Regions from separate parts of the Homo sapiens genome. Here region 1 is linked to region 2. A link is a loop called in an ENCODE intact Hi-C map of the cell type or tissue named here. Cell type or tissue: endothelial cell of umbilical vein. All regions are shown on one strand. Region 1 has its middle 130 kb from the start of ADAMTS3. Region 2 overlaps ADAMTS3 (ADAM metallopeptidase with thrombospondin type 1 motif 3).

What was found. Peaks named below come from ENCODE experiments on the same cell type or tissue, not always from the same donor. Only the 100,000 strongest peaks of a DNase experiment are listed, where the experiment ranks them.
Region 1: a loop joins it to region 2, with 5 times the contacts of the local background. A loop is called at or near these places in 2 of 110 quality-filtered maps.

What each region holds. Positions count from the first base shown.
Region 1 is chr4:72,697,197-72,699,696 of GRCh38, reverse strand. No RefSeq gene overlaps it. Among named protein-coding and RNA genes, the nearest start is that of ADAMTS3, 130 kb to the right of the region's middle. In endothelial cell of umbilical vein, no CTCF peak of the experiment used is centred here; a DNase peak (open chromatin) is centred at 1,396.
Region 2 is chr4:72,325,519-72,328,018 of GRCh38, reverse strand. All of the region lies in intron 5 of ADAMTS3 (ADAM metallopeptidase with thrombospondin type 1 motif 3), which reads left to right. Among named protein-coding and RNA genes, the nearest start is that of ADAMTS3, 240 kb to the left of the region's middle. In endothelial cell of umbilical vein, a CTCF peak has its summit at 1,107 (motif pointing left); a DNase peak (open chromatin) is centred at 1,138.

The DNA of each region.
Region 1 (2,500 bases), 370 kb before region 2:
TTTAGCAGAATATATTTTGGTGTTAATAATCTTAAGTTGGTATTCCCAGATATGAAGTATATCATTTCCAACATAGCTCTAAATCTTTTTTTTATTGTTTCAGAAAAATCTTCTTCATTTATGACTTTTAGTATTTGTTGTGTTCAATTTTTTCCCCTTCAATTCCTAGTGTGTGTGTGTGTGTGTGTGTGTGTGTGTGTGTGTGTGTGTGTATGTATGTTGGATTTTATTTACCTATCTTCTATATCTGCCCATTTTGCTTGAATAGTTTTTCATGCTTATAGAATAAGGTATTTACCATTGTGTTTATTACACCCTATCTCTTAAGGTATTGTGTTTATTCATTCGTATATTCTGCCTATCTTAGCTTTTGTTTCTGAAATAATTTTTTCTCTTATTTCTAATTCTTTCCTGGGTTCTATTAGATCTCTGAAATCTTTTATCTCTTCAATTGCCTTATTTCTGCATTTTCCTGATTCAGACTTATTTAATTTATCATAATGTCTATAATTTTCTTAGTTTCTATAAGAAATTAAGAAACTGTTTCAAAATACAGTGGTGCAAGTGTACAGATGTCTGACATGTCTTCCTGCTGTGCTTTTTTTGTTTGTAGAGACAATGTTTCTCTCTCTTTCTCTCTCTGTGTGTTTTTTATATAATACTTTTATTTTGAATTATGATGTAATTTTTAATTTTAATTTAATTTTAAAATTAATTAATTTTTCAAATTACAATTTTACTTTTTCTAAACTTCAGGCAGAAGAAGAGGTCTAGGTTAGTGTCTTAGTCTGTTTTGTGCTGCTATAACAGAATACCACATATAGTAATTTATAATGAATAGAAATTTATTGGCTTATAGTTCTGGAAGCTGAGAAGTCTAAGATTGAGAAGCCAAGTGTTTTGATTTGGGCATCACACATTGGACAATAATTTTAGGAGGAGATAATGTGCTTGATAGAAAGCAAAGGAATTCCTTGACTGGCAAAGCAAGTTTCTTGGACTGTCCCAAAACCAACTTCTCAAACTCTTTAGAATTGACCTCACAGAGATACGTACTTGCCCACATGTTCTTTGGGCCACATGTTCTTTGTCCATAAAGTCTAAAAGGCCATTTAAGTTGGCCAAGAATCTCAGAAGGAATGACATAGCTTTTTAACACACACAGGAAAAATGAGGATTTATCTGTGCCTAGTCTATAAATACAAAATTCTACAGGTCCAAAACAGGTATAGGTAGCCTTGAACTAGGATCTTCAACTTAAGAAATTTGGAATATGCTCCCTAATATGTTATAAAAATATCCAAAATTATTTGGGTTTCAAGAGTTCTTGGCTAGAAGTCACATGGATTTTCTTTTGTAAATCTGACTTTGACAGATGTGTTATTCCAGAGGAAACAGAAAGATGTTTCCTGGCCTAGCTGCCTGAACAGCTTTGTTATCACCTCTGAGACTCAGGAAGTGTCTATTTTTTTCTTTCTGTAAGGCTTCAGCTAATACGTTAATAAAATAGTTAAGTATTTATATTGTATAAAAGTGCTCTTTCACTCTGCAGGATATCATTTTGAGCTCTGACAAAGAGAATGTTTCCTAATTCTCTCTCTCAAGGTAATGTTGCCGTTGGCTATTAAAAGGAATATGTTTATAAATACCATAGTGAAATGGATAATTTTGAAAGTAAAGAATAAACAAAGTAGAATGCAGTTACAATTTGGAAATAGAACAAGAGCAAATCTGGCTGTGGTTATAATTACTTGTTAGACACTTTCTCTCAAGCCATTTGCTGGTGGTATAAAAGGGAATATAGAGCTTGACGTGGAGAAGAGGAAAGAGCAATGGCACTCTGGTCCTGCTTTAGCAACTGTCATACACTCTGCTGCATTTTAGTCTGGCCAAATTCTCTGGGCCCAATGGATCTTGAACTAGCCATTCTTGCCATGTATTTTTTGGTCTTTTTCTTTTTTTCAACTTTGGCTGCTTTCATAATCCTTGAAACTGAAGTTGTGGATGGGTAGGGAAGTGTTTGCACATTCCGTCATTCATCAAATAGGTATTATATGCCTTCCATGTGCCAGACACTATGCAGGTGTGGTAGGTTTGTTGGGGAGCAGAGATGTGGGAGGTTATTTGAGGTCTCTTCTCCCTTCACAGTTTAAGCCCGGAGGGATGATGACTAAAAAGTTTAATGAGATATTGGAAATAACTCAGACCTAGCCATTTTATGATGATCTGATCATTCACTGAGAGAATAAAAAGAATAGTATTAATGTTATGTCTACAGTATATTAAAGCTTTCCTAAGGCATTATACAGGGAGGGGGGTCCCATCCCACCTTGAGCCCAAGTTGCACCTACCACTGAGATTCATGCAAACATAGGACAATTTAATGAGCGTATATAGTGGGTGGTCTGGAGGTGTCTATATAAATTGATGATCATGGGAAAAGGCTGACTGCCAAAAAAAAAAAAATGGGATAAAATTGGGGATGCAGAAGATAGCAAGG
Region 2 (2,500 bases):
GCAACCCCAAACACTGGTTATACATTTCACCCTTTATTTCTTTTCTTATTTAATTTTTCTTCTCTAGCTCCTCTTTATTTCTTCTCAATATTTTCTGGAATACTGTTATACTGATCATCAATAAATCCTTATTTATATTCAGTTTAGAGCCTCGCTCCTCATTTTCTTAAAATTTACCTAAAGAAGATTATGAAAAGAAGCTGCAAATTTTACATTTTCTTTCTCAATATGTTTCCACACTATATTCTTAAACTCAAAGGTTGAGAATCACTATTGATGATTTTAAAACCACATCCTATGTATAACGACAGCATTGTGGCCTGCAGATCTGTGGAACTACAGCAAAATGGGTATAGCTATGACCCTGAAGTCAGACTGCTAATTTTCATCCCTTGCTCGTGTACTAATTGTACTTGGGCAAGTTACTTAACTTCTCTGGGCAATGAGAACATCTGTCCTCTATAGGATTCTGAGCTCTCTAATATATGTTGAGCTTTTGCACTTGTAAAATGGAGTTAATATCTCTAAAGTTATTTCAAGGATTAGTTGAATCAATATAGGTAAAGTGTTTAATGCAGTGTCTGGAAGCTGATAAGCTCTCTGTATTATTAGCTGTTCTTTTTTGTTGATTTTGCTTTTACTTCAGAAAAATTACTTTCCTTTTCACTAAAAGTTGTAAAATTACTTTCTTAATAAATAAGAATTATTTAGAATTATTAAGAATTTCCTAATAAGAATTTAGCCCATCTTGACAGATTCAAATTGTTAATTTAGTATGATATCCTTTTAGTTCTTTCTCTATATTATTTGAGTGTTAAAAACAGCCAGATCATGAGAATTTCCTTATGCCTATGTAATTTTGTAATCAGATGACATTTTAAAAAGTCTAAATAATGATTTTTTTCAATATTTTTCTTTGCTTTTAAGAGTCAAATGAGTAAGCATTTAAAACGTAGCATTTTTCTCAGGTTATAATATTTTACAATTCTTATTTAATTTCAAGGAGATTGTTTCATTTATGTGTAAATATAGGAAAACATTGACATACTGACTGGTATGTAAGCACATTCAGGTGTATGAAGCAGCTTGTCCTTTGCCCCTCTGAAGCATGCATACTGCCATCTGCTGGAAATAGCTTTTAAATGATTTTTCCCAGTAATTTTATTGATAATTTAAACTAGATGTTTCATTGAGATTGAGATTTAACAAATTTCAAATAGAAGAATCTTGAGGTCCCTTTCAGTAAAAACTGTGATTAAGGCAATTGTTTTTCTTGAACTTTTCAGGTAGATTATGAAAATACACTCACAATTTTTTTTTTAAACTTTGTGCATGGATGGGGGATAGGAGCTCAAGTACTTTGTATTTTGCCGAGTATAGTTGTATGATCTTGCTTGTTTTGAGCAACAACACTGTGAAACAGACAAAGCAAGTAAAAGTAGAGTTTGTCAACAAGAAAATCGAGACTCAGGTTAAATGACCAACCGAAGGTCACTCAGTTTATCCGTGGCCAAACTGGGAACAGAACCCAGGGTTTTGAATATCTAATAATATGGTGCCATATTATTTCTCCAGCTCTTATCATACTCCATGTGTTTCACAATATAAAAACACTACATCTCAGGAATTGATAGGGCCTGGCAAGATGAAAAGCAGTCAAATTATTAAGTATATTTTGGAAGTGAATAATATGGAGGAACTTTTTTAAGCCTTGAAAATCAAAATAATAAGATACAGTGCTTTGTACAGTACAGACAGCTGGTTATTTGCCACATTGAAATAATACTTTGTGCTATGCAAAAATATTATTCCCTTGTATTAGATTATTTCTACCTATAATAATTTATGTATACTTTGTGAATCTCAAAATGTGTGCTGACTCAGAACATTCTTAAACTGATTTTGGTTTCTACTGGGTCACCCTGTTTTCTAATTAGCCTGGCATAATAGTGACTTTTGTTAAGTAATACTTTTATTTTGGTGAATGGTAAATCTGAATTTTAAAAATGCTCTTTTATTCATTTTATAATATCCTATTTGCTATTGAGATTAATAATTTTGTCCATTGTACTTTCTTGACACTGTGTTAATTTTATAATTCACTAAGTACAAATGAATTTACTAATTTAGGATGATTATATGTGCATTTTATACTAACTCAAATATCACAAGCTATTTGTCATTATTCCCATCTTTCCTTCATTTTATTATTCTAAGACTTTCTGTTGTAGGAGCTTCCTATAGCATTGATGTATTACATATGTTACAGTATAGCTGTCACTGTTATATGCATTGGCTGTAAGTGCCTCCTACTCTTCCTTACTTCTCCTTCTCCAGAAATTAATTCACTTTTTCTGTTTCCGTTTCTTTAGTTTTGTTTTATTGTTATCTAGTTTTATTTACTAACATTGCTTTCAACCTTATTTTAACACAAAGTGCATTTTACATCTCAACTTCATTGAACTAAATACATGTTATAACTTGGTGTGCAAAGCCATGT